Regions from separate parts of the Homo sapiens genome. Here region 1 is linked to region 2. A link is an interaction called in ENCODE POLR2A ChIA-PET data of the cell type or tissue named here. Cell type or tissue: A673. All regions are shown on one strand. Links, peaks and the distances in the headings refer to the core of each region. The heading gives the core; the rest is flanking DNA.

What was found. Peaks named below come from ENCODE experiments on the same cell type or tissue, not always from the same donor. Only the 100,000 strongest peaks of a DNase experiment are listed, where the experiment ranks them.
Region 1: POLR2A ChIA-PET joins it to region 2 with 9 read pairs; 2 of 35 experiments call an interaction of 5 or more read pairs at or near these places.

Annotation. Positions count from the first base shown.
Region 1 is chr4:76,799,204-76,812,971 of GRCh38, reverse strand. SHROOM3-AS1 (SHROOM3 antisense RNA 1) reads left to right here and starts at 10,509. Exons shown (of 3, transcript NR_187405.1): 1 at 10,509-10,915. LOC124900719 (a long non-coding RNA gene) reads left to right here. Exons shown (of 2, transcript XR_007058150.1): 2 at 743-1,044. RefSeq lists an enhancer at 10,934-11,724. In A673, for the core only: no CTCF peak of the experiment used is centred there; DNase peaks (open chromatin) are centred at 8,721 and 9,271; H3K4me3 peaks cover 434 bases; H3K27ac peaks cover 1,337 bases.
Region 2 is chr4:76,714,655-76,731,175 of GRCh38, reverse strand. It overlaps SHROOM3 (shroom family member 3), which reads right to left. Exons shown (of 11, transcript NM_020859.4): 4 at 241-372. The region is part of intron 2 of SHROOM3-AS1 (SHROOM3 antisense RNA 1); the gene reads left to right. Among named protein-coding and RNA genes, the nearest start is that of SHROOM3-AS1, 80 kb to the left of the region's middle. In A673, for the core only: no CTCF peak of the experiment used is centred there; a DNase peak (open chromatin) is centred at 7,025; H3K27ac peaks cover 1,210 bases.

The sequences.
Region 1 (13,768 bases), core at 7,348-9,847, 80 kb before region 2:
GGGTCTACAGGCCTGCCACTATGCCCAACTAATTAAAAAAACATTTTTTTTTGTAGAGACAGGGCCTCATGATGTTGCCCAGGCTGGTTGCAAACTCCTGGTCTCAAGTGATCCACCCACCTTGGCCTCTCAAAGTGCAGGGATTGCAGCTATGAGCCACTGTGCCTGGCCTGCTCTACTTTCCAATGCCACTTCTTTCTTTCCTCTTCCTCCTCTCCCTTCAATATCCCTTTTCCTACCAGTATCTTTAACTCTAAGCTTTGAAAGCATCTATTTTGGAAACTGCAAAGAAAATAAATCTGTTGGGATGCTCACCACAGACTTGGGGCAAGTCATTAGCGTGGGAAGGGGAAGTGGAGAGGGGGCACAGGGAAGTGAGGGGCTAACAGGTTGCAGGAACACACATCTGAGTGTGTTTGCTGCACCCCATCATCTTTCCCAGACAAGAGGTGACAGATCCATGGAACAGGCTTCCAGAAGAGGGGAGCTCCCCCTCAGCTTTTCAGCTTCTCATCCTCTGGATTCTTCTTTTTTGACAGTGATGTTTTCCACCCGAAATATTGTCTGGACTGCGGGTCGGCCGAAGGCGGGAGGGAAAAGGGGCCCAAACCGGAAAGGGGGGTGGGGGGAGGAAGAAGAAGCAAAAAAGAAAAGCAGCTGGAACTCGTCTCCTGGGGACCAGCCAAGGAGGCCCAGGCCCTGGGAAATCTGCTTGTCTCCTGCTAAGCAATCCCTCTCTCAGCTTCCTTTTCAGTCTGTGTGACCCCCGACTCAGACCATGTGTGGCAGCTCCCAACAGCAGGCACTGCAGATGTCCCAGCAGAGATGGAGACCCCCACTGGGAGAGGAGACCTGCTTCCAAGCTGTGAGGAGCCAGCTGCCAAAACTTACAGATGTCCTTCCAAGTGTCAATGTTGCAAATCAGAAAAAAAAAAAGTCCATGGGTATGCATGACTCCAGCCAGGAGGGCAGTGTGGCCAGCAGATATGTGGATTCTTAGTGACAGAAGGATAATAAAAGTACTGGACTTGATAGAAAGAGGAATTTTAAAACTTCAGCACTCTTATTTCTGCAGGATTCTGGTCTCCAGATTGCTCAGCAGAGGGTAGGCGCCCTCGTGGAGGGAAGGGAACCAGGAAATGAGTTTCATTGAATGAATGTGGGGGAGAGTGAAAGAATTCTCTACGGAGGGTCTTAAAACCATTCCGGGCTTGTTTTAAATTTAGAGAAAATTAAGTCATTCTGCAATCATTTTAGGGCTGTGCATGAGGTCAGGAGAAACTATTTTGGAAAATAGATTATATCATGTCACTTCTCTGCGTAAAACCACTGGGAACTTCCATTAGAATAATGGAAGCCAGGCAGAGCAGCATGCTCCTGATCCGAGCTACTCAGGATGCTGAAGGAGGAGAATCCCTCCCTTGAGCCTAGGAGTTTAAGACCAGCCTGGGCAACATAGCAAGACCCTTTATTTTTTATTTTTATTTTTTTTGAAGAGTGAGTCCCGAATGCCCCGCCACAACCTGCAGACCTTCCTGGCAGACCCTTGTCTATATTTCCCGCCTCATCTCCCATTCAGTAGACTCCCCACATGCTGGTCTTCTTTTGATCCTGCAAGCTCCAAACTCAGGCTCTTTATTGAACCCCTCAAAGGGAACCTGCTGTTCTCTTTTCCTAGAAAAGTGGTGTTCCTGGCCTTAGCTTACGAAAATGCTTTTCAAACTACAGATCATAACCCATTAGTGGGTGGTGAATTAATTTAGTGGGTCACAACTTACTTTTCTTTTTTTTTCGAGATGGAGTACCGCTCTGTCACCAGGCTGGAGTGCGGTGGCACCATCTTGGATCACTGCAACCTCTCTCTCCCAGGTTCAAGCCATTCTCCTGCCTCAGCCTCTCAAGTAGCTGGCATTACAAGCATGCACCACCATGCCCAGCTAATTTTTGTATTTTTAGTAGAGATGGGGTTTCACCATGTCAGGCTGGTCTCAAACTCCTGACCTCAAGGGACCTGCCCGCCTCAGCCTCCCAAAGTGCTGGGATTACAGGGATTACAGACGTAAGCCACTGCAACTGGCCCATAACTTATTTTTCTAAAAAAAAAATGTGTACATGTATATTCTGGATACTGTAAAATAAATTTCTTGCTAATGGGTCTTAGTTCATAAATGTTGACAGCCAGTGGCTTAGGAGTTGGTGGTGGATAATTCAGGCTTTGTTTTTTGTTTTTTGTTTTGAGACAAGGTCTCATTCTGTTGTGGAGTTCAGTAGCATGATCTCAGCTCACTGCAACCTTCACCTCCTGAGCTCAAGCAATCCTCCCACCTCAGCCTCCCAAGTAGCTGGGACTATAGGTACATGCCACCACAGCTGGATAATTTTTGTATTTTTTGTAGAGTCGGGGTTTTGCCATGTTGCCCAGGCTGGTCTTGAACTCCTGAGCTCAAGCAATCTGTCCACCTTAGCCTCCCAAAGTGCTGGGATTAAAGGCGTGAGCCACCACGCCAGGCCTTTTATTATTTTTTTCCCCTAATAGTGCAGAGGCACTATAACCAATGTTTGATAGAAGTGAATTGCACCTGGCCTCAAAGATCATTAACCAGCTTAACGAATTTTTGGTGTCCTATGTAGTGGAAGAAAAGAAGTGTGGGAGTTAACAAAATGAGCACAAATTCTTCCCTTCCCTGCTCTCTTGCCCTTGCAGTGTGATTGCAGCTCCACCTATCATGAGATGGACTTTATTTCTCGATCTCTGGAATCTGGGCCGAGCTTGTGACTTACTTTGATCAATGGAACAGGTAGCAAATATGACACAAGCAGAAACTTGAAAAGTCCTAGCACATTAGGGCTTGCCTACTCTTCCTACTCTTGAGAATCCCGTAACAACCACCTTATTTATAAGCCTCAGCAAGCCTGCTGGAGAACGAGTGACACGTGGCCCTGTTACCCCACTGCCCTAGCTGACAGCCAGCACCAACCACCAGACATGTGAGTGAGGCCATCCTAGGCTAAGTGCCCTCAGCTGACCCACTGATGAATTGCAAACACATGAGCAAACCCAGCTGGGATCAGCCAGGCCTGGCCCAGATCAGAAGAACCAGCCACTTGACCTGCAGACTTGTGAGTAACAATACGTGACTGTTGTTTTAAGCTACAAAGTTTCAGGATGGTTAGTTATTGCATCAAAAGCTAACTGATACAAGGAAAATGGGAATGGAAATGGAAGTTAAAAGAGGAAATAGATGAAGGCCAGGCACCCTGGCTCACACCTGTAATCCCAGCACTTTGGGAAGCGGAGGTGGGTGGATCACTTGAGGTCAGGAGTTCGAGACCCACCCTGGCCAACATGGCGAAACCCTGTCTCTACTAAAAATACGAAAAATAGCCGGGCATGGTGGCGCACACCTATAATCCCAGCTACTCAGGAGGCTGAGGCATGAGAATAGCTTGAACCCAGGAGGCGGAAGTTGCAGTGAGTCGAGATCATACCACTGCACTCCAGCCTGGATGACAGAGCAAGACTGACTCAAAAAAAGAAAAAAAAAAAAAAAGAAAAGATAAATGAAACAGATGTGAAAACGGAAGTTACAGTGAAATGAGAGGCTGTTGGCAATATTTATCCCTTCTCTCCAGGCCTACAGGGAGGCTGAATTCTTCGTCCTGCAGAACAGTAGGTCCATTCCTGAATCTCAGGGATGGTATTTCAAAGCCTAGCTCAATGTCTAACTTGTAGAATTATCCTCAGTAAATATTTGTTGAATAAATCAATGGCTTGGAGATAATTTCTTCCCTTTGAATTGTAAGATAAAGCTTGGAAATTGGCTAGCAGCTTCCAGTCTCCATGTTGTATACATTTGTGATTGACATAGTTTGGATATTTGTCCCCCCAAATCTCATGTTGAAATGCAATCCCCAGTGTTAGATGTGGGGCCTGATGGGAGGTGTTTGGGTCATGAAGGTAGATCCTGCATGGCTTGTCCTTGCAATAGTGAGTTCTCAGGAGATCTGGTTATGTAAAAGTGTGGCACCTCCCCCCATCACACTCCCACTCTCACCATGTGACACACCCATTCCTGCTTCACCTTCTCCCATGAGTAAATGCTCCCTGAGGCCTCCCCCGAAGCTGAGCAGATGCTGGTGCCATGCTCGTACAGCCTGCAGAAATTGAGCCAATTACACCTCTTTTCTTTATAAATTACCCAGCCTCAGGTATTCCTTTCTAGCAATGCAAGAATGGCCTAACACAGTGGTATTAATAGGAGCGTGGCTATGTATGGGATGCATGATTAAAAGTTCCACAGCAGGCACTGCTGTTTAGTCAACCCAATATCCTTTCCTAAACTCCCATTTCCTTGTCATGTTTTACTACAGAGGCTTGGAAAAGTTAATATTCCATTTTCCAGACTCCCTTGCAGCTAACAATGGCCAAATGATGAAGATCAATGAGATATAAATGAAAGTCTGCTGGAATGTTGCTGGAAAAAAATTTGCTTTTCTAATAAAAGCAGCTCTGGGGCTGGGCATGGTAGCTCACACCGGTAATCCCAGTGCTTTGGGAGGCAGAAGGAGGAGGATCACTTAAGGCCAGGAGTTTGAGACCAGCTTGTGCAACATAGTGAGTCCCCCGTCTTTATAAATACAAAAAAAATTAGCCAGGTGCGTGGTACACACCTCATACTTCTGGCTACTTGGGAAGCTGAGACAGGAGGATCACTTGAGCCCAGGAGTTTGAAATTGCAATGAGCTATGATTGCTTCGTTGCACTTCAGCCTGGGTAACAGAGTAAAACTCTGTCAAAAGAAAAAAGAGAAGAGAAGAGAGAAAAGACACTCTGGTTGGCATTGCCTACACTGCTCCTTTTCTACCTACTTTGAATGCAGATGTGATGCCTATAGCTGTTTGGATCAGCAGCAGCCATCCTTTGATGATAAGGGAAAGTCCAGAAAAATCACGGAGAACTTGGCTTTGATCATTGGGAATTCTGCAAAGTCTGCCGTGTCACATTTGCTGATTTCCCAATGGCTCAGAGTTAATATAGCAGAGGACCAAAGAAGGGTGTCGATACCAGGAAATGTGATTCACTGGAGCCATTAATATAACAATATACCACTACCTTCCTCAAGACACTTTATTTCCATCTGTTGAAAAATTGCTGTAGTATCCTCTTTTTATTAGAATAAGACATTGGACTTATCTGCCAAAAACTGTAACAAATACACAAATCTATGATGCCTAAAATGTGAACAGTACCTTCTCAGATGGCATTGTGGTGCAGTGCACAGCCTGCACAACCATACCTAGTGGCTGTAGTAAATCTTATCAGCCTACTTTAATTATGTGTTGAGGACTGGGTTCAAGTTTTATGTCTTTTTGGTGCTTCACACTTAATACCATGCCTACCATTTTATAAAAATGTGTCTTCTGTCACTTTCTATAAATTTCATTTATCTATAACAGAGCCCCTCTAAACAGTATTTATTACAGCGAGATCTCCAGACCACCTGCATAAAAATCACCTAAAGAACTTGATAAATGCAGATTCCTGGGCCCCACCCCAGACTTACTGGCCTAAAAGGTAAAGCTTCAACTTCTTAGCATGGTATCTGATATGGTTTGGCTCTATGTCCCCACCCAAATCTCATCTTGAATTGTAATCCCCACGTGTCAAGGGAGGGACCTAGTGGGAAGTGATGAGATCATGGAGGCAGTTTCCCCCATGCTGTTCTCCTGATAGTGAGTTCTGATGAGATCTGAGGGTTTTATAAGTGCTGGTTTCCCCTGCTCTTCTCTCCTTCCTGCTGCCTTGTGAAAAAGGTACTTGCTTCTCCTTTGCCTTCTGCCATGTTTGTAAGTTTCCTGAGGCCTCCCCAGCTATGCGGAGGCCTGACTCATTAACTGTGAGTCAATCAAACCTCTTTCCTTTATAAATTACCCAGTCTCAGGTATTTCATTATAGCAGTGTGAAAACAGATTAATACAGTGTATTAGTCTGTTTGTGCTGCTATAACAAAAACACTGTAGACTGGGTAACTGATAAACAGAAATTTATAGCTCACAGTTCTGAGGGCTGGAAAGTCCAAGATCAAGGTGGAAGCAGATTTGGTGACTGGTAAGGGTTTGTTCTCTGCCTTATAGATAGTGCCTGGTTGCTACATCCTCACATGGTGGAAGGGGTAAATGAGCTGCCTTCAGCTTCTTTTATAAAGGCACTCATCCCATTCATGAGAACTGAGCCTGACTTCCCAAAAGGCTGCCTGTTAATAGTCTCACATTGGGGATTGTTTCAACATAGGAATTTGGGGAGACACATTCAGAACTTTGCCTTCATCTTGGTCTTTCCACTGCCCCCAGCATTCTCCCAGGCAAATGCACATCCTGCACGTACACACAGCTGTGCTTAGCAAACTTCAAATATGCTAGACACTTATCTTGGGGCCTGAACTCTCACCATTCCTCCTTGGAATAACTCCACCTCCTCCTACTTGTCTAGTCTGGTGAAATTTCTCTTATCCTTCAAGGCGTAGCTTAAAGGCCAGCTTCTCTGAAAAACCGTTCCTATTGCCTCTTCCTCTGATTGGAGTCTGCTCTCCTGAGCTTTTCTTGCTACTTAACAGTGCTACTCCAAATGTACCAGTAAGTCTATAATTATTTTTCTTACATCTTATTTGTTACAGCTTCACATTTAGTAAGTCTTAATAAATGTTTTTCAATGAAGTCAACTTCTTTAAAACAATTATAATATTTTTAACATTAAAAAAACATAGTTTAATAATAAAATGGGTCTCGCTAGCCCAGCATGGTGTCTCATGCCTGTAGCACTTGGGGAAGCTGAGGCAGGAGGATTGCTTGAGTCCTGGAGTTTGAGACCAGCCTGGCCAACATATGGAGACCCTGTCTCAAAAAAAAAAAAAAAAAAATTAGCCAGGCATGGTGGCACAAAACTGTGGTCTCAGCTACCCAGGAGGCTGAGGCTGCAATGAGCCGTGATTATGCCGCTGCATTCCACCTTGGGCAGCAGAGCGAGACACTGTCTCAAAATCATCATCATCTGGATCCTATATCTCAGATTGTGCTAAACAAACCTCAAACACACACACAAACATACCCCCAGAAAGCCAGACAAAAGTTTTATTTAGGAAATAGTGGTAAAGGTTTTTCTCTCAACTTACAAAGAGAAATTAATTCAGAACATTTTATTTTGAGATGCAGTCTCACTGTTGTCCAGGCTGCAGTGCAGTGGCACAATCTCTACTCACTGCAACCTCCACCTCCTGGGTTCAAGCGATTCTCCTGCGTCAGCCTCCTCAGTAGTTGGGATTACAGGTGTGCACCACCACACCTGGCTAATTCTTTGGGATTTTTTTTTTTTTCAGTAGAGATAGGGTTTCTCCATGTTGGCCAGGTTAGTCTCAAACTGTTGACCTCAATTGATCCACCCACCTCGGCCTCCCAAAGTGCTGGGATTACAGGAGTGAGCCACAGCACCCAGTCCAGAACATTTTATTCTTAATGCTAGTATTTAGAGTAAATTTAGATCCAAGAGCATCTTACTTATATTTTATTTTTGTTATGGAAATGTCTAACATACATGAAAGTAGAGAGTCCAGCACAGTGATTCCTGAGTACCTATCACTCAGTTCCAACAATTGGATCTGCTGTTCTTTCAAATGATGCTAATTCTAAAACACTTTTATTCATTTAAAAACAGAGTTAAAAATCAATTAATTTAAAAACACCCTCGTGTGTGGGGTTGGAAAACCAGTCATGGTTTTAAAAGAATAACGTTATTAACAATCACCATCTGGTCATCGGTGGACACCTGAAGGTAGAAAGCCACCGTTTTCAACTGAGTGCCCTACTGGGGGAGAGGGGGTCTCAGACTGCCCAGGCAGGGGAGAGGACTGGCAACAGAGGAATCAGTACTGCCCTGCTGCTCAAATTCCCCAGTAGCTAGTTGAGCCAAGACAAGAAGAGCAATATGTGGGCCACAAGGTTCTTCAGGGGGAAATGGACATCAGAGGTTTTGACTGGGGTCCCAAATTCACAAGGAGCTTCATATTTAGACTTACATGACATCTTTAGTTACATTGTTTTGTGAGTGTGTGTTAAGGGACAATTTTTTAGTGTAAACACCTAAGATATTCTACAGTTTGTGTGACTTTTTGGCATTTATCAAAATTTTTTTTAAAAAGCGGTTCCGGGATCCTCTGTAAAAAGAAGTGGCTTGAGGTGCTCTTGACCGCTAGAAGACTCTGATAGAGGTTAGGTTAAAAACAAGCAGCACTTCTCAATTTTGGCCAAGATTTTCTTCACTACTAGCTCCTGGCTGAAGCTGATTGAAATAGCGTCAAGGATAAAATTGGGTTCAAGAGTGGCAAAAATGGAAAAAGAAAAAAAAAAGACCCAGAAGCCAATTAAATAAGGTGGTTGGAAAGGCAGGAAGGGAAGCAAAAAGGAAAAAATAAGAGATAAAGATAGGGTGGAGCACACTGCGAAGAGACCTGGCCGAGAGGAGAGGAGCAGTGTTCTCTTGGGGTCCACAAAAGGAAGTCTGGACTTAATTTTATTTAATCCAAGTGCTTTTGGCTTTCTTAGAAAGCAGGAAGCCAAGGCACAAAAAGTCAGGATCTTGATAATTAAATTTTTTTAAACCGGAAAGCAAATACCAGGATTTTCCCTAGAGACACACTCACCACAGGACACATGGGCGAGGGAGAGCCTGAATTGCTGTTTCTTATATAAACATTAAAACCCAAGGCTTTCCATCTGTCCCCACCCCTCACCCCCAATCCCCAACTGGTAGCTGTGAGAGTCCTCAATGAGACTCCTAGGAGGGCTTCCCACCGTCTGGGGCCACTCTGCTTCTCTGTAAGGGGGAAAACAATGAGAGGAATTCAGGGTTCCCTACTAGGCTGGCGCTGACCCACGATGGGGAAGCAGCCTCTTGGCGAAGAAAGGAGGAAGAAAGAAGAATTGCTGACTTGATTCCCCTCCCTCCCAAGGAACCCGGGAGGAGGGCATTGAGAAGTTGGTAGCATCCTGGAGAAAGGGTGGCCTTTGTGAAAAGTGCAGGCTCCACTGGATGCTTGAAATGACTGCTCCTGCCACCCTTTCTAAGGTCTCCTCCAGAAGGAGGGAGGAGCGCAGTGAGAGTGGGATGAGGACTTACTTCATCACACAAGGAAGGCTGGTGAACCAGTGACCACTGGGTGAAGAAAGAGAACTAGGGTCTGGAGAAGAGCCAATCGAGAAAGCCTGTGGGGCGGCTCATTAATGAGCTCATCCATCCAGGCAGGTTAAATTGCAGGCAACTGGGTTGCCCAGGAAGCAGCTGAAGTTTAGAGACTAAACAATATGCAATCACGATAATTTCCTCTGCCTGTGACTCATCTCGGAGGGTGTCCAGGTGATGGTGCAAAGATAGACTGAGAAAGAAGGCCTTTCTTTTCTAATAGCAAATGCAGAGAGAGCAGGAGCAATATTGTCAGGAATGCATTTCTCAGAAATCTAAAGAAGTGTTTTGTCACTTTATTTATAACATTTCAAAACTATTTTTGACTCGCACTACCTAATTACTTTGATTTTAGGTAGTGCAAAGCTCTTTGTAATACATAATAAACACACGCTTCCTCCCGCACCCCACTTAGGGAGAAAACAGAATGTTGGGCTTTTGCAGCCTGACAAGTTTATGTAACAAGCAGCATCCTTTTTGCTGTTTATGCATGAAGGGAAGCCATGGGAAAAATGGATGAAGTGTGGAATTCCAAGATTTTAATAAATATCAAACACAAGAAAAACTCTCCACTTGGTTGGGATGAATCGTGTTCTTCGTCAACTGCCTGTTAAAGCATTTTGATTCCATCTCAGGGAGGAGGAGGGAGGCAAGAAGGAGGAAAGAAACATCTTCAGGGTGCTCTTAGCAATGCATTCTTGCTTCCCGGCCCATGGCCTCTTTTCTCCTTAGAACTGTTTTTATCTTTTTTGGAGAACAAAGCCTCTTTCAACATTCCTTAGCTTACAGATGGGTAATGAGGCAAGAAGGAGGTGAAGTATCCTCACCGGCACCCAATATGAACCCAGTTCTCAAGTCCACTTATTTTTTTTAAACCTCACTGTCTCTGTTGTAGGGTTAATTCTCCTCCCGCCGCCTCTCTCAGGCCACTTCCCCTCCCCTCCCTGTGTATTTGCAGTCACAGAGCTCGTCTCAGAGGGGAGAGGAGAAGAGCTATTTGATCCTGGCCTCATGTCCATCAGGGGCCTCACATACGGCCTTTAGGCCTTATCTCCAGATGAGCTTATGCAGGCAGTCATTACAGTTGCATGCGTGTAAACAACACTGGTAATCAAGGCGGAGCTTTAAAATACAGCACAATTACAACTTTTTGTAGCTGTTTGGCATGTCTTCATTTAAAAAATACATTTAGGGCTTCAAAAGAAGTGGCTCAGGCCTCTTTCACCCGAGAAGCCTTGCGTGCACTGTTAGCAAACTCACACAAGTGAAGAGGGACCTTTCTTTGCTACACAGCGTCCTCCGTGGCGAGCTGGAGGGAAGCGCTCTCAGCAGAGAGGGTCGCCCTCACCAAGAAGCCAAAGGGAAGAGGACAGAATCTATCTTGTAGGGACGCCCTTGGTCTTCAGAAGGAACACTTTTTCTGTTTCACAGAGATCTGTGGAATGTGTGGGTTCCCTGAAGAGGTGGACGGACCCCCGGGGTCGCGCGTTTTCTCAGCCCTGGGCCCGTAGCGGAGCTCGATCCTTCCAGAGCTCAGGGCCAGAAATGTTGCGATTCCGAACACTTTGCCTTTCTTCTGAGAGGAGCCGCCCGGCAGACGCTCATCATTAAGAAGCAACGTAATTAACAACGAATGTTTCCCCTTGGCGCTAATGCGAACACCCTGGGGAACTGCCAAGTCTGGTAGGGGAATCGCAGCCGGGGGTGTCTGGGGGAAGCCAGCGTGGGCGGGCGCGGTGGGCCTGGGATTGCTTTTAGGCGCAGCAGCAAGGAGGGCGAGGGCGAGTGGAACAGAGGTCGGAGACCTTGCTAAGCTGCTGGCCTTTTCACGTTTCGGACCCTGAGAGTAAGCTGAGAGAATGGATGGGGTCAAGGCTGGGACAGGCTGTTGGCTACTGCCGGTGGGAGGGAATCCGGGCGGGAGACTGAGACCGGGCGGAAAGGAGGGAGACAGAGCACTCCCTCTAGGCGCTGAGGTCCGACACCCGCTTGATTTGTCAGTGCCGCCAACAGCCCTCCTCCTGTTGTCAGCAAGGACAGTCGGTAGGGCCTGCTGAGGGCCAGGCACAGTGCAGGGGCGAGCGCCCAAAGGTAGGGATCAGCCGCTGGTCTCTGTGCCCAGGGGTTCAAGGCCTGGGAGGAGACAGGCTTTGAAGACTTATAAAACAGTTGTGGGTGCTAATTTAGACATATTCCAGACATAGTCACAGGGCAGTCCCGACCAGAGGAGTTTAAGTCAGTGTTGTTACAATGCTTTATTTAATTAATATTATTTTTGGAAGGCTGTGTGCACCTGGAGGAGGCCAGCGGCTGTGTCTGTTTTGTTCACTGCTCTATCACTCCCACCTGGGATAACTCTTGGCAAATATGATGACAGCACCCATTGACGAGGTGCTTAAGATATATAAGGTTGGTGCAAAGTATTTATACGGTGCACCATATAAATACTTTATATTTGGCAGTCATCTGATCCTCAGCATAGCCTCGAGAGAGATTAGCCCCATTTTACAGATTATCAAACTAAGGCAAAGGATAATAGTGAATCTGGGTCTGAATGTAGTCCGTCTGGCTACAAAACCTGTGTTTTAAAATCATAGGCATAAATTGACTCAGAACTTGAAGAATGACTAGGAGACCAGGAGGGGTTGGGTCGGGGGAATTTTTGCTTTTATTTTCATAGTTTTGCTTCTCAGGTGTTGAGAGTAGTGCACCCTAAAAGTCCCGCTCATGTTTTGGTTGCCTGTGCTTGAGGGATATTACTCAAGAAACCTTTGCCCAGTCCAATGTCCTGGAGCGTTTTCCCATTGTTTTCTTGTAGTAGTTTCATAGTTCGAGGTCTTAGATTTAACTATTTAATCCATTTTGATTTGATTTTTGTATATAGTGACATGGGGTCTAGTTTCATTCTTCTACATATGGATATCCAGTTTCCCCAGCACCATTTATTGAAGAGATTGTCCTTTCCCCAATGTATGTTCTTGGCACCTTTGTTGAAAATGAATTCACTGTAGATGTATGAATTTATTTCTGGGTTCTCCATTCTGCTCCATTGGTCTATGGGTCTGTTTTCATGCCAATACTGTGCTGTTTTGGTTATAATAACTGTGTAGCACAATTTGAAGTCAGGTAATGTTCCTCCAGTTTCATTCTTTTTGTTCAGAATAGCTTTGGCTCTTTTGGATCTTTTGTGGTTGCATATACATTTTAGAATTTTTTTTTTCTATTTCTATGAAGAATGTCAATGGTATTTTTATAGAGATTGCAGTGACTCTCTAGAGTGCTTTGGGTAGTATGGACATTTTAACAATATTGATCTAGTCCATGAACATGGAATGTCTTTCAATGTTTTTGTGTCCTCTTCAATTTCTTGCATCAGTGTTTTATAGTTTTCATCATAGAGATGTTTCATTTTTTGATTAATTCCTATTTTATGTGTACCTATTGTGAGATTACTTTCTTGATTTCTTTTTCAGATAGTTCAGTGTTGACATATGGAAATGCTACTGATTTGTGTAGATTTTGTATCCTTCAACTTGACTGAATTTATCAGCTCTAATAGTTTTTTGGTGGAGTCTTTAGGTTTTTCCAAATATAAGATTTTATCACCAGCAAATAAGGATAATATGACTTCTTTCTATTTGGATGCTCTTTCTTTTGTCTTTCTTCCTTCCCTCCTTCCCTCCTTCCTTCCTCCCTTCCTTTGCTCTTTTCTGCCACTCATGTTTTATATTCACTGAGGTTCAACAGGTTTTGGCCCAATTGCCTGTCTCAATTCTGAAGTAAGCATCTCAGGCACTATTGTTCATGATGCAATGAGTGAACAAATGAGTGAACAATGAGAGGCATTGTTCATGATGCAATGCATTTGTTCATGATGCAATGAGAGGCAATGAGTGAACAAAAAGGGGAAAACTTGGTTCTATCCCTGTACAGAATTATATACAGTGTGAAAGCTAAGAGATGGGGCCATATGCAGTTGGGCAAATGTAAACCAAGTAAAGTTTATTTTTGCTGCCCTGTGGAATTGTACATTCTCTCATCTAGGTCTTTTTAATCTCTTAGATACCTAGCTGCTTTCTTTTTGTCTAGACCTGTACGGTACTTAGGAAAAGAACTGTAACTCAAGCACAGTAGGTGCAAATAGCTAATATTTGTAACTTCAACAAGCATTTAATGAGCTTACCCTTGTTAAATCAAACTAAAATCTGGCCTGAGAAAGTCTCTGTACTCACATAGTTGAGTCCTTATGGATAAACCGTAAGCTACCTTGGTAGGTAGACAAACTATGAACCTGATTTAGGAGTATGTAATAAGAGCTGAGTCTTAGCCAATCCTGAGGCAGAAGAATAGGGTCCACTCACAGGCGGCCAACTGTTCAAATTGTGTCCAAATAAGGCAAAGGCTGAGCTGTAACCAGTCTGGCTGTTTCTGTACCTCACTTCCGTTTTCTATATGTCACCTTCCTTTTTCTGTCCATAAATTTGCTCTGCCCACGTTGCATTGCTCGAGTTGCTCCAAATCTGTAATTCTGAGGGC
Region 2 (16,521 bases), core at 5,763-8,262:
TCAAATGGCCAGCCAGTGCTTCAAATAATTCTGATCTTCAAGTTGATCTAGCCAAGCATATAAAGGTAACTCATATACACGTCAAGCACTATAAGAGGATGAGAAAAGCAGTGGATAGAGATTTAATATTTAGTGTGAGTATAAGAAAAAACATTCTCAAAACAGAGAAGAAAACATTCTTTTCTGGGAACATGACATTAGAAAGAAAGAAACCCTTCAGTCTCAGCTATAGCCACTTACCTGGAATGGTAGCTTTGGTGCCAAGGAGGGCCGATCATACCCTGAGATATCTGCATCATGCTGGCATCGGGTTGCTTCTCCCCAGATTTAGTTGTGTGCCACGAGTGAGGTCGGCCTGCAGGCTCACTGCGCCTGGGGAGACACAGGAGGGACCCCCCAACATTAGCCAAAGTCTCAGCTGAGTCTCCTCACTGATGTGACTTGTGGATTTGGAAGCGAAGACTGCTGTGTCCTCAGAGATTGAAAAGCAACCAAGTCAATACTGAGAAGAAGATTTTGCTACTTATTTCTCTGACTAATCATTGTTATTCTCTGCTTAACTTGTAAAAATTTTTACTTATTTTGACATAATTTCAGACTTGCATTAAAATGTTGCAAAATTAGTGTAAAGAATTCTCACATAAACTTCGCCTAGACTTCCTACATGTTAACATTTTGTACTTTATTAATGTAAAGCACATGGAGTTGCCTTGGTCTTTCTTGGTCTCTATCTATCCATATATAAAAATGGGAGCCCGCAATTCCTTTCCATTTCCCAAAGGGCTTTGGATATATGGCAAAACATTTTCTGGGGTTTTCGAAGTCCTCTATCATATCCTGTTGCTGGGTAAATGATACTATTGGTAAGAACTGCAGAAACATTAGCAGCAACCTCAGTGTGAACACTGCTCTAAGCTACATGGTCTAGAGAACAAAATGCCCTCTGAAATTTCTCATTTTGCAAGTCAATGACTTCAACTTTTAAACATCCTGCCCTTACAACACAAAGAATTGACAAAGACAAAGAGAAAATGTGGGTGTCCTTCAGACTGCAACACTGAAGAATGAATTCAGTAAGGACTATAATTCAGTAAGGACTATAGAAAGTCAGAGTCAGGAGAGAGCTGCTGTGCCTTATTTTTGGCAAAAAAAGTCAGGTAATCTACCAGGCATTTCATGCTGAAAATTCTTGAACTGTAAGACTGTAGGGGGATTTTTCTGCAGTTTAGAAACACTTTTATGGGATCCAGGAATCCATCTGGATATGGTGAAAATAATAGCTGTAAATTATTCCAACTCATTGTACTTGGCCTTGTAGCTAAAAATGCACCTATCTCTTTTCTGTGAAAAAATAAATTAGTTTTTGTAATATAAATGAAAAATAATTCCCCTGAAGCTAATAAAATTTAATGTATTAGGACATCAGAAAAATACTAGACCAGGTGTCAGGAGACCTGGGCTCTTGCCCTGACTTCGTTATTAACTTGCTGTCTGACCTTATGTGAGTTACTTCCCCTTCTTAGCTAAGCCTTTGCTCATCTAGAAAGTCAGAAGATTAATCAGAGGCTGGATTAACTGCATCTTAATCTAAAATAACTTTAAAAATATAGCAGACACTGAAGAGCTTCCCAAAATAGATGATGACTTAAAAACAAAACAAAACACAAACATATACTTCAACTCCTTAGAGATTAGGGTGATAGGAAAATGTTCTTGTGTGAAGCAAGGGAAACAAATACACAAATTTTTTTTTTTCAAACAGTCAGTCAACAAAGATTTACTGAATTGAAGGAGTCTGTAGTCAGGTGGACTAATGCTTGAGTTGCCAAATAGGTCAGGAAAAGTGAGAAAAATTCAACTCCCTCTCAAGAGAGGGAGAGAGGCTGGAATGTAGCTAAGGGTACCAGCTCTGAGATAAGAAAAACCTGGGTTCTAATCCAGATTTAAACTGAATACCACTGGTTTTAGCTTTTAGATCTCAGGTAAATTTCGTAATCACCCTGAGTTTCCTTATCAATGAAGGGCAGATTATAGTAGAACCTATTGACGGAGTTTTGTGAGATTAAAAATGAGAAAACACACCTGGCCCATAGTAAGAGCTCAATAAATGTTAAGTCTTATTACCATCATTCATTACTAATAAGTTGATGAATAGTAGACAGGGTAGGGAGACAAGCCTTCAGAGATCTTTAAAAAGAAGGATGGTAAATGATGAGGGAGACAAGAATGGGCAGGAACTGCTGGTGCTGATGAGGCGCCCAGCCCCGAGCTCCCCAGTGAGGTATTGCCCCGAGCTCCCCAGTGAGGTATTGAGTCAATAATTATGACAGAGCCTGGCCTGAGACTTACCATGGTCACAGCCTTTCGGACCCTGGCCATGGTGGTGAGGAAGGGAGCCATCAGAGCAGTGGCTGTGACCTGAAATCACGGGGGTAAACATAGGCCAAAAAGAAACAGACCTCACCCACCTGGAAACTATAAAGGAACAAAAGGGAGCAGGTGCACAGCTTGGGCTAAGGAGATGAAGTAGATGCAAAATCAAGACATCAACAGCAGAACCAACATATGACAATTTGTTTGCCTCCTTGTCCCCACATGTATTAGTTCATTCTCACGCTGCTGATAAAGACATACCTGAGACTGGGCAATTTACAAAAGAAAGAGGTCTAATGGACTCACACTTCCACATGGCTTAGGGAGAGGCCTCACAATCATGGCAGAAGGCAAGGAGCAGCAAGTCACATCTTACATGGATGGAAGCAGGCAAAGAGAGAGAGAGCATTTGCAGGGGAACTCCTCTTTTTAAAACCTAGATCTCATGAGACTTATTCACTATCATGAGAACAGCATGGGAAAGACTTGCCTCCATCATTCAATTACCTCCCACCGGGTCCCTCCCACAACACGTGGGAATTAAAGATGAGATTTTGTTGGGGACACAGCCAAACCATATCACCATACCTCTCTAATCTTCAATAACAGGTCCCATGTAACCACTAAACCTTGAAGTTCAGCACTGCTGCCCAGGTTGGAGTGCAGTGGCGCAATCTTGGCTCACTGCAACCTCTGCCTCCCAGGTTCAAGTGATTCTTGTACCTCAGCATCCTGAGTAGGAGGCTGGGACTACAGGCACACGCCACCATGACTGGCTAATTATTATTTTTCTTGCATTTCTTTTTTTTTTGGTAGAGACGGGGTTTCACCATGTCAGCCAGGCTGGTCTCAAACTCCTGGCCTCAAGTGATCCGCCCACCTTGGCCTTCTAAAGTTGAATCAACCTTTTTTTTTGAGATGGAGTCTTGCTCTATCGCCCAGGCTGGAGTGCAATGGCACAATCTTGGCTCACTGCAACTTCCACCTCCTGGGTTCAAGCAGTTCTCCTGCCTCAGCCTCCCAAGTAGCTGGGATTACAGGCTGTGCCACCATGCCTGGCTAATTTTTTGTATTTTTAGTAGAGACAGGCTTTCACCATATTGGCCAGGCTGGTCTTGAACTCCTGACCTTGTGATCTGCCCACTTTGGCCTCCCAAGGTGCTGGAATTACAGGCGTGAGCCACCGTGCCCGGCCGAATCAACCTTTTTCTCAGTGCAGGTAGGCAGGGAGCCTGAGGGTTCATGGCTCAGCATCTTAGCAGTTCAGTATTCTTGCTGCTAGTCCTTCTCTAATTTTGGACACCAAAGTCCCCAGAAATTAGGCTGCTGCATCTTCAACCGGTTCCTTGAAGGTAGGCTGCCTCACTGACTTAGATTCCTGGTTTATCACCTTGTTCCATCCAATGATTAGAAATCCTTCCTAGTGCTCTAAACCCTTCAGGGGCTGGCCCAAATCACACAGCTAGTAAGTCTGGGAGTAAGGGTTTAAACCCAGTTATATATGACTTCAGGTACTCAACAAATGCCACTGCTTAATCACATAGCAAAAGCCCAGCCTCAAAGAAAAAATAAAGTCTCTTTTGCATGAGATACCTAGAGGTGTTTCATGTATGTATCATTTTAGACCCCAGTGGGCCCAAAATACATTAGGAGAAAGAAGAGAAAGAACAAACTGTCATCTTCCTACTGCTCATTCCCACTACTTAGTGAAGGGAGTTGGCAGAATCACTCTCAGTAGTAGAAATTAGCCCCGGGACTGGGTATTGGCCTTGAGAAGCCAATGGACACCAATGGACCGTGACCTCAGACCAGCACCACGTGACACTAAGGACGGCTCTTCAGTGGCATCATCACCCAACAGTATCTGTCCATGCCTAGCTAGATGCCGAGAAGATTTTCCCACCCAAGAGAAATAGAAAGTGATAAATTCCACAGGCTCCACAGGAAAAAAGATGTCTTCCTGTCAAGGAGATGAGGTGTGAGACAACGTTTACTGATAACTTCAGGGGTTCCAGATAGGCCCTCTAGTTTGCTTGTGCCTATAAGCTGAGTTACTTGGGAGGCTGAGGCAGGGGGCTCAATTTTTTTTTTAATTAGCTGGGTGTGGTGGCATCCACCTGTAGTCCCCACTACTCAGAGGCTGAAGCAGGAGAATCACTTGAACCCAGGAGTTTGAAGCTGTAGCGAGCAATGACTGTGTGCCACTGCATTGCAGCTTCCAGAGAGACAGTCTCTTAAATTTTTTTTTTTTTTTTTTTTTTAGATGGAGGGGATGGGAGTGGAGAGAGAGAAGAGGAAATAAGCAGGATGCTGATGGCTCATTCTGGGGCATGCGAATGAGTGCCTGTGGGACTTTCAGTGGAGAAGGACTAGAGGACTGAGGGCTGGGCTGCATATAGAAATTTACAAGTCACAAAACACAGGGCCTTTGAGAGAAGATAAGTGACTTGAGGAGAATGAACAGGGAGACAAAGGAAATGATTTAAGGATGAGTCTCTGAGAATGATCAAAATTTAGGGGAGAGGGAGCCTGGGAAAAAGCCCAAGAGGAGCTTCCACAGAAGGAGGAGGAAAACAAGTTAAGTATGGGAGTCTCACAGATTTCTAGTGGGGAGAGTGAGGAGGAGGAGGAAACTGTCAACCACTGCAATGCTGTAAAGAGGTTAGTGTGATGAGGGTAGATGCATGGCCACTGGATTTGGCAACTAGCAAGTCCTTGCAATGGCATGCTTTAGGATGGGGCTAAAGGTGAACAAGGGATAAGACAGGCAGTATGGGCAGATGATTCCTTCAAAAACCTGTTTCTAAAGGGGAGAAGAGGGTGGTAGCTAGAAGACTGAAGGGATCCAGGGAGTGAAAAGGTTTTGTTCCTAATGTTTTTGTTTTAAATGAGAAGTTCAAGCAAGTGTCTATAAGGCAGAGAGCGTGCAGAGGCCCATCTGAAGACACAGGACACAGGAGGAGGACTCCTTAAAGACTCAGGAAGGGATGGGATTCAAACACTCAGGTGAAGGGTATGAGCTTATGGAGGAGGAAAGCCAGTGCTGTTGAGATAGAAGAAAGGTGGATGCTGGCAAATGTGAAAGCAAGTAGGTAGCACGAAAAGTTGAGGGGACCTCGTACCCAATGTCCTCTGTTTTCATGATGAACCTAACCTGGAAGAGGGAGAAGTGAGGGAGGTGACACACGGGATCGGGCTCCAGGGATGTGGTACATGAGGACTAGAAGAGTTGAAACTGATATTTAAAAATATTTAATTATCCTTATCTCATCACTATACATTATTTGTACTGAAACATCATTATGTACCCCATAAATATGTACAATTAAATGTCCATTTAAGAAAATAAAAAATTAAACAAATTTTAAAGAGATATTTTAAAGAAATAATGACTAAGATATTGTCTCTGCCTTTAAGGAGCTTACATTCTGCAGGAAAGAGCAAATGAAATAATTCCTACAGTACAGATAAAATAAGTGCTTTAGAAAGTAGGTCCAATACCTGCAATACAAAGACAGCAAACTCAACTTTGGAGCTTTTACTTTGGAGGAGGTTGGAGAGGTAACTATTTATTTGCCCTGGGCAGAGTATCAGGTTTCATCACAGTTCTAATAGATTAAGAACAAGATGACAGGATGATTTTGGCGGTGGGGGTGGGGAGGGGGAAGCAAATCAAAAGGCCCTGAAAAAAACAAAAACACGAGGAAAAAAAAACAAAAAACAACTTTTCTTTTAGATGCAGAAGATATGTTGGGAGAGGGCTTCGGAGATAAATCTTTGTTTTATAAGATTCTTCCATACCGTACAGATAGGAGGTAAGTGATGAAATAAGCGAAGAATTGAAAAGGATGACCAAAAATAGCCCACCAGTGTATATCAGTACAACCTGAATGAAGGCCAGTTTGACAACATCTAGCAAATGATTTTTAAAATAACATACCCATCAAAAGATTGGAAGACAACCTAAATGCCCATTAGCAGCAGACTAGTTAACTCAGTGTGGTATATCCATATAATGGCTGTTAAAAAGGATGAAGTATCTCTATACATACTGATATGGAAATATCTCCAAATATATTGTTACACTGGAAAGATGCAGAATTACATGTACAGTCTGCTACAGTATGTGGGGAAAATCACATGTGTGTATATTAACGTAAAGAGTAGTTTTGGAAGGACACTTAAGAAACTAGATACAATGACTGCCTCTGGGAAGGAAAACTTATTTTCACTGTATTTCATTTTGTAACTTTTCAAATTTTATACTATACGCATGTATTACCTATTGAAAAGCAAAGTATTTTTAAAATAGTCTTTCATTTTGAAAATACAATTCACTGTAGCTTGAGAGTTAAAAAAAAAAAATTAAACAGCTATTTTTTCAGTTAAACAGCTGACTTTCTCAATGATGCGAAACATTTAATAAGCATTCCTAAAGAGCATGGCATACTAATTTTACATTTTGGGATCACTTTGATCTTTAAGAACTTAAAGAAATATTTTCCTAAAGTACATCACATCATGAGCATATCAGTAAGTCAGAAGATGGTTTAATTTTAAAATTTAGCAAACTAAGTTTTGTGTGTGGGTGTAATTCAAACAAAGCCCTTTTGTTGCATTCCTAACCACAAACAAGGAAGCTTAACTGCGTGGGATGGGTAGGCTGATGAAACTGGAATTCGCAAGTGACATGATGTCCTTCTTAGATGATTTTGCCCTAACACAGAGAGATTCAGGAATGCAAAACAAGTTTCTGAGAAATCTACAGTAAGTTCAGTATTTTAAGCAGTATTCACTAATCACCTATGTGCCTTCAACCTTGTTAAATTATAGTTGGAGCTCTGCAAGGTCTTGGAAGGCCTAAGAGTTTATAATCTTGCTGGGGAGGCTCAGATGCAAGAAAAACTATTAAACAAAGTCAGAGCATCATTCATTCACTCAAAAAATATTTGAGTGCCTACTGAGTGCCAACCACCATTCTAGGCACTTGACGAGTATTTTCTCACTTAGCCTTTATATTACCTTTATGATACAGGACTATTAATGAGGAAAGTGAGGTAAATACAGAATAAACAATGTGTTCACTGTCACAAATGTAGTGAGCAGCACAGCTACTAAACCCAGGCATCTCTCTCCAGAGCCTGTGCTTTTAATTTGCAAGTAAGGAGCACTGTGCAATGAGGTGGGAGAGGCAGAGGAGGGAGACAGGGAGTAAGCAAGTAAGCAAATCAAACAAGATATTCTCATATAGTTATAAGGGTTCTGAAGGAAATAAAACTGGGTAATGTGAGAGTGTGATGGAAAGTCCCCATTTAAGTCAGAGACAGCCTCTATGAGCAAGTGACATTCAAACCAAGACCTAAATGATAAGAAATAATTAACCATGCAAAGAGCTAGGAGAAGAATATATAGCTCCAAAGGAAAAATGAATGCAAAATCCTTGAGAGGAGGAATGAGTTTGGGTTTTTAAAGAATACAAGAGAGTATAGCCAGAGCCTTGTGAGTGAAGAGCAGATGGTATAAAATTCAGATCATATTGGGCCACCGAGGCTGTAGAGGCATTTTGGATACAAAAAGCTCACATGAATGGGGTCTGAAGTCAGCCAGAAGGCTTAGTAGTACAGTGGGACTTCAGATGACCTTGAAAGATTGGTATGCTTTGGATAAATGGAGAAAGTGACAACTATTAGTTGGAAAATAAAAAATTCTAAGAACTAATTTTTTTGTTGATGCTATTCTTTAACGAACTGTTATGACACATGTTGCATGGGCTCTTCTCGGTGCAGTGTTATAAAACTCTGCCAGTTATCAACTGGACCCGAGTCAAGTGTATAAGAATACAAAATATACTCAGACTACCAGCACCACAAAATAAAAGTTACCATATTTCTTAAACCCCTTACTAACCCATCAACCTCTCCATCCATTATTGTTTAGTGCGCAATACTATGAGACAAAGTCCATCATAAGAAAGTTCTAATCAAACACCCCCATATCCCCCAAAAAAGAAACAAAATACATCAATATATTCTGCAAATTAGGTCTATTAAATTAAAATTTCAAATATTTGAATTGTAGATCTTCATCATATTCTTATTGAACACTGTGCTTAGCTGGGGATAAAGCACTGGTTTTTTTTTTAACTTTAATTTTAGGGGTACACATGCAGGTTTGTTATATAGGTAAGCTTGTGTCATGGACTGGGGGTGTTATATAGATTATTCCATCACCCAGGCACTAAGCCTAGTACCCAATAGTTATGTTTTCTGATCTTCTCTCTCCTCCTACCCTTCACCCTCAAGTAGGCCCCAGTGTGTGTTGTTCCCTTCCATATGTCCATGTGTTCTCATCATTTAGCTCCCACTTATGAGAACATGCAGAATTTGGTCTTCTGTTCCTGCGTTAGTTTGCTAAGGATAATGGCCTCCAGCTCCATCCATGTTCCTGCAAAAGACATTATCTCATTCTTTTTTACGGCTGCATAGTATTCCATGGTGTATAGGTAGCACATTTTCTTTATCCAATCTGTCATTGATGGCCCTTTAGGATGATTCCATGTCTTTGCTATTGTGAATAGTAAAGCATTGTTTTTAAAGATTCTTTTTACATGCCACTGCTGTTTTTCCCCATTTTTCCTCATGTATTTTTAAAATTATGAAATCGTTTTTTGAGGCAGGGTCTCACTCTGTCACCCAAGCTGGAGTGCAGTGGCATGATCATAGCGTACTGCAGCCTTGAACTCCTGGGCTCAAACAATCCTCCCATCACAGCCTCCTAAGTAGCTAGGACTATAGCACGTACCCCTATGCCTTGCTTATGAAACATTTTAAACATATATAAATGTATCTGGATTAATATAAATAACCATGTATGCATCATCAAAATTTATAAAGTTTATAAAGTCTTCATATTTTCCCCATATTTACTTCTGGTATTCCTCCTCCACCACACCCATTTCTCTTGCCCCTACAAGCTAACCACTGTAGTTAATTTCTTAAGTATCTTTTCCAGTGTTCTGTTATGCAAATACAGGCAAACATGAACATATAATCTCATTTCACTCCTTTCCCAAAAGAAACTTCATGGCCTGTTCTATCCCTTGCTTTTTTACTCAACAATACATATTCAGCTGGGCATGGTGGCTCACGCCTGTAGTCCCAGCTACTTGAAAGTCTGAGGTGGTAGAATTGCTTGAGCTCAGGAGTTTATGATCAGCCTGGGCAAAACTGAGACCCCCTTCTCAAATAAAAGCCCTCAAACATATTGAAGATCATTCTATACCAGTATTTACAGAGCTTCCTCATACCTTTATTTCCTTTCAGCTACCTAGTACTCCACCGTATGCATATATTTGTTTAACCAGACCCCTTTTGTAGACACTTTTTCATGTCTAGTCTTTTGCTATTACAAATAATGCTGCAATGAATAACCATGTCCACATAGTGTTTTCTATGTATGTTGAAATGTCTGCAGAAATTCTTTTTTTTTTTTTGAGACGGAGTCTCGCTCTGTCACCCAGGCTGGAGTGCAGTGGCGGGATCTCGGCTCACTGCAAGCTCCGCCTCCCGGGTTCACGCCATTCTCCTGCCTCAGCCTCCCAAGTAGCTGGGACTACAGGCGCCCGCCACTACGCCCGGCTAATTTTTTGTATTTTTAGTAGAGACGGGGTTTCACCGTTTTAGCCGGGATGGTCTCGATCTCCTGACCTCTTGATCCGCCCGCCTCGGCCTCCCAAAGTGCTGGAGAAATTCTTAAAAGTGGAGTTGCTGGCTCAAAGGGTAAATGCACTTCCAATTTTGATAATTACTGCTAAATTGCCCCCTTTCACATTTTAAAAAGGAAATAAACTCAATATGAACAATTAAATGTCACTGTAGAAATAATTCGGGGGGAGGCCGGGCGTGGTGACTCAGGCCTGTAATCTCAGCACTTTGGGAGGCCGAGGTGGGCGGACCACGAGGTCAGGAGTTCAAGACCAGCCTGACCAACATGGTGAAACCCCGTCTCTAGTAAAAATACAAAAATTAGCGGGGTGTGGTGGTGCGTGCCTGTAATCCTAGCTACTCAGAAGGCTGAGGCAGGAGAATCGCTTGACTCCGGGAGGCGAGGTTGCAATGAGCTGAGATTGCACCACTGCACTCCAGCCTGGGCAACAGAACGAGACTCTGCCTCAAAAAAAAAAAAAAAAAGAAAGAATTCAGGGAGAGATTATATCTTCTTTAGTATAGAATAATAGATGATGCATATTTGAACAACATCCCTTTTTAGGCATTTACTGTTTATAGGAAAATGATAGGCCCCAAATACTAATGATAAAAACATATAGCAATGGAAAACTGGGACCAAGTCAAAAAACACTGAGCTGCACTCATAACATTGTTTCATTCAGATGGTGTTTAGATGTTTATAATATGTTCACAGGAGACAGAAAAGGTCTGAAGCATTTTTAAAAGATTTGAAACAAACAAGAATCTTTCAAAACACGAAAAAAGGTGGCCATTGTCCTTCAACACTCCATTAGCAAAGGGATTACAGGCCTGAACCACTGCACCCGGCCAACTCCTTGTTTCTATAACTACTTCCAGGCTCCTCAAGACTATCCCTCAGACCTTTTGGATTCACAAAAAAAAAAAAAAAAAAAAAAAAAAAAACCTAAAAAACACTTTTCCAAGGCTTTTCATAATTCCCTCATTAATATCTGTGTCTTTAAAAAGTGGTTCAGTAGGTAGAAAGGTATGCATTAGGTAATACCATCTCATAGCAACACACAGTCCCTTCTGGAAAGAAAAGTTGTTTTTAAATGTCACATCCTGATAATATGTCCTGGGGACTTTTGGTTTTGACAGCTGAAGCATCAGTAAGTGTGAAGTCTGCTAATGTGCAGTCATAACGCTGTAACACCAAAACTGGCATAAAAGATACAGCCCCTTTTCTCGTATCCTACTTTACCCCATTCTACCATGCCTGTCCCAATATCCCCTTCACTACTAGTTATCTCCTCCCCATCCTCCATTCTGAAACAGTTTTTGAAGATTAAATTTTATTGATTACTGCATGAAAACACTACTATAAAAGAGAGGGACTAGCAACAGGGGTGTTTTTCATTCAATTGCCGGGGGGTAACAAATTGAAATGTTTTTTTCCCCAATATTCCCCTCTTTATATCCCCTTTGTCAGCAATGACACACACAGAGAATCAGAATATTCAACTGTCCTTCCTACATGTCAACATCTGCATAAAAATCAAGCAGAATTTGATGCAAACATTGTAATATCTATGATGTGTAATAGCATTCATCTTTGCCTTTTATTAATTTACAAACTCAATTACAAAAGAACAGCACAGCATAAATAGAATAGCACAACTTCTAATTACCAATAAATAATTTCTGTTTCTCAACTCTCATTTGGAACTGGGCATTTTATTTGTTGGAGGAAAGAAGGATGGTTTCTACCAATTTCTCCAGATATCAGATATGATTTTAGAATTTTCTTCCATACTGTTTTTCTGTGCCATAGCATATGTTGCTAAAACTTAGGAGAAATCACTTCCATGGTGGTGTGTTATTTTCCACAGACAGGCACATGCAAACACCCCCAAGACTGTCATGGATCTCAGAGAGGCTCAGATAGCTGCAGAGGGCTAGAAATGTTGTGTGTGCCCCTGAATTACTATAGCTTTTTAGGGAGAAGATGTCTGGGAGCTTTCCCAGAGGACTTCTGCTGGCAGACAAATGAGGAGCAGCTCAGCAGGGTGTAGTAAAAGGTGTAGAGCTTCTCCCCTCTATCCAGCAGATGGTGAGGCTGAGTGCCCGGAGAAGGCTACCCCTAAGCAGGAAACCTTCCTCCTTAATGAGAAACCCATAAAAGATTGCCTTTGAGAGTTTAAAGGAGTCCAAATACCAACCAACATATTTCAAAATTAAGCTAATTTTTATACAAGGCCAAGAATAAATTAAATTGCACTCCTCAAAACAAATGAAGAAAGGGTTGTGTTTTTTGCATTTGTGTGTGTGAGGCAGAAGCCTTACCTTTTGATGGTTATTTATTCTAAACACCACTCCATTAAACAAAAGCAAATCCCTCCCAAACCTCTAACACCAAACAAACTGAATTCTCTTTTGGAGTAAGTCTGATGCCTTGTGTTATATTTTTCACTTCTCTATTTCACTGTCTTCCTCTTCATTTAAAGGAAAAGGCCATAAGTAAGAAATTAGAGGCAATAAGAAAACAAAGGAAAAGACAGAAGGCATTAATTTTAGTGAAAAATGTTAAATAATGCTCAAAAGAATCTATATTTTCAACTCAGACTGGCAAAGAAACTTCATTAAAATAAAGTTTCCAAATGTTACTGGAACTGAAATAAAAAGAATAGTGAAGGTTTTAAGGCAGAGCAGCTGAAAATGTAAAAGACTTTAACACTTGCTCCAGCTCAATTCCTACCTACCAATATTTCCACAAGAAATTTTACAATAGAGAAGAGTTTAACTACCACTGCTCAAACAGAAGCTGACACTTTGGGAGAATAAAAATCAAAAGAACGTTCTCTCTTACTCACTTTCAGATGAAAGAATGCCAAATAAAACTGGGAAAACCAGCCCTGTAATCTCTCTATATATAGATGAGCAAATTTGATAATATAAGCAGTTCATGTTGTCTTTTTTATCTTTTACATGGTGTAATAATAAAATGAATGCCTATAATAATAAAATAAATACTCAAATCAGCTAGAGAGCTAGAACATTACCACGACTGTTGCATCCACCTGTTTTTTTCCATGTCCTATTTTAAGTAAAGGCATCTATAGAAGCAAGCGCTGACATTTAGCATAATTCTGGAGGAAAATTTCAAATCAAGATTATATATGGATAAAAGTTGAATTTGAATTATAAGAGAAAATATAATGAAGTATTTAAATCTTCAATTGTGATGGAGTTAAATAATGTACAATTGGCAATCTCAATCAATACTTCTTTTCATATATGACTATAATCTCAAAGTTGAATAAGAAGACTATACCTTTTCTTTGAAATTTAGAATATACACATGGGTTCCTTTTGTCTTCTTTTTTTAAAAAATAGACTTAAAAAAATTTTTTTAGAGCAGTTTTAGGTTCACATCAAAGCTGAGTGGAAGGTACAGAGATTTCCTTGCCCATACCCCTGCCCCACACATGCATGCTGGACAGGGCCAAGGAAAGAATCTTTGTGCCTGAGGATATCTGAATAAAAAACCTTCAAAACTGAAAGGCAAGGAGAAAAAAAGACAGAAAATTCCAGAACAGAATATCCAAGAACTGAGAGACAACTACAAAAGGTGTAACATAGACGTAATGGAAATACCAGAATGAAAAGAAAGAGGGAAAGGAAGAAAAGAAATTCTTGAAACAATAATGACTGAGAATCTCCCCAGATTAATGTCAGACACCAAACCACAGATCCAGGAAGCTCCAAGAACATGAAGCAAGATAAATACCAGAAAAACTACACCTAGGTATGTCAGTTTCAAACTACAGAAAACCAAAGATAAAGCCAAACAGCCTGAAAGAAGCCAGATGGGAAAAACACCTCACCTATAGGGGAGCAAAGATGAGAATTACATCTGACTTCTCCTCAGAAACCATGCAAGAAAGAAGAGAGTGGAGTAAAAGATTGAAAGTGTTGAAAGGAAAAACAAACAAACAAAAAACACCAACATAGATTCTGGATCCTGTGAAATTATTCTTCAAAAGTGTTGAAAGAAGTAAAGTCTTTCTCAGGTAAACAAAAATTGAGGGAATTTGTTGCCAATAGACTTGCCTTGCAAGAAATATTAAAAGTTCTTTAGAGAAAAGGAAAATGATATAGATCAGAAACTTAGATCTGTGTAAAAAAAGGAAGTGCATCAGAGAAGGAATAAGTGAAAGTCAAATAAAATAAAAACTTCCCTTTCTTTATACAAATATTGGCAATGAGAATAGAGAACTTGGCTACTAGTACATAGGTATATAACCATTCCCATAAGAAACAGCAATGGTTACTCTGAAATTCCCCAGGGAAATGAGGAAGGAAAACCGTGAGGTACACAGCACAAAGCACTTGTTAATTTGAATGGGATAAAAAGCCAGTCAAGATACACACATCATAAAAAATAGGGCGACTGTATTTATACATAGGAGAATGAGAATTCCCGAACAGAAATATTAATACTACACCAAATCATGTGAGATATTCAAATAATGAGAATATTCATAACAATTTAGAGAAACAGGTTTAAACCTAACAGGCAGTTGGTTATTTTTCTTTATAAACAGATATAGCACAATATCAAAAAGACAGCTGTTAAAGGCTTGTCATTGGAGGATCCTGCAATGAAAGATTCTGAATCGCATTCTAACACAATACTGAACTTACCTTGTGGCAAATAGAAACATCCCAGATAGCAACCCTCTGGCCAATTGGATGTCATATTCAGTCGTGGAATAAAAAGCCATTCTGCCCTGCTACTGCTCTTTCTGCTCCCCACAGCATGGTAAAAGCCTCACAAGTACTACATGTGCCTCCAGTTGGACGGCCTGAATCGCCTTGAACTTGCCCAGCTCAGCGCAAGTGGGAGGGACTCTCAATGCCAGTCCCCTCTGTAAATTGGCCAATTAAAATTCAATTCCTGCTCTGTAAGAGGGAAGAAGAGAAGGTGACCCTTAATGACTCCCTGAGAAGAGCTGGCATCTTGAACAATAGCCTATAGCTTAGAAATGCTGGAATTCTATTTTTGTGGGCAAGAGGAGGAGGGAAGCAAGGAAAATCATCTGATGATAGAATGCATCAAACTGAAATCAGGAAGTCTCCTTAAATGATCTTCTCTGCTAAACACATGCCCTCCTCCATATGCAAAAATGCCACTGTCTACAAAAGTGCTAGTTGCTTTAAGCCTCCCATAGTTAGGGAGTCGACTGAAGCAGTGGTTCTATAACAACATCTCACCGCATCTTCCTAAGATGTACTGTCATGAAAACACTAAGTCAGCAGCACAGGGACAGAACTCACTGCCAAGGGACAGCACCGCAGAACTAACCTTGCTGTTCAATTGAGAATGAATTAGAGGAGTCAGATTCTGAGCTTCTATTATCCATTCATCTTGATTTACTTTATGAAGCATGGTGATCCGAGATCCCCATATAAGGGTAAATGCTTAATAATTACATCAGACTATTTTTATAATGACTTGTGGGAGAAGGTGAGGAAGGAATGAGAAGCTTATGGAGAAAAGCATCGGCTTGGAAAATCTTCAGTTTCAAGCTAGAACATTTTGTCTCCTTTACCGACTCATTACCCTAGCCCAAGGCTTGATAGATTTTAGAGAGAAGTTTCTGCCAAGATAAGTTAGATCATAAGAATTCCTGTTGATAGATAAGAGAGAATGCAGGGATCTAAGCGGGAAAGGAAGGGTGGGATTGGATCTGTGAGAATATTAAGCCCTGGACCACTAAAAGTGTCTCTCTCTGTTTAACTTGGTTGTTTCACTGGCTCCTATATATACCTGGGAAATGAGCTTCTGGCTTTTCTTTTTTCTTATAGATAAGTGAGAAGATCCTTCCTGGCTATTTTCTCCACAATGAAGGAGCTATGAATATATATATACCTGTTACTCATGGACTTGGAACTAGCTCATGAGGTGACCACAGCACTTTCCAATTCCAAAATCAGTATAGGCCTCTGTGACATGTCACAAATTAGAACTGCTCCATACCCACCATCAACCTCCCACTTCAACATTTATAAGACTCCTAAGAAGATGATAGCACATCATGGTCTGCAGTCTTTTGTGTAAGGACAAGGCATCACTACCTCATCCTTTTCCACATTTCCAAACAGGACTTAGACCAGAGCCAGCTCAAAAGAGCTCTCGATGGCCAAAACTAGATCCATTTGAACAACAAAATAAATAACAGTAGTACTGAATTATAACCCACAGGATAAAATAAATATGGAAGAGTCCTTACTGACATGAATGAATAATGAATAAATAAGTAGAGGAGAGAAATAGGCTTTTTTAAAAATTCTAATTAATAAATGTAGAAAAAATGAAAGAAATAAAGAATCAAATTTAGAACATTATAGTAATAGTTGTCACAGGCAACACTGATAGATGCCAAGATCAGTGAAGAAA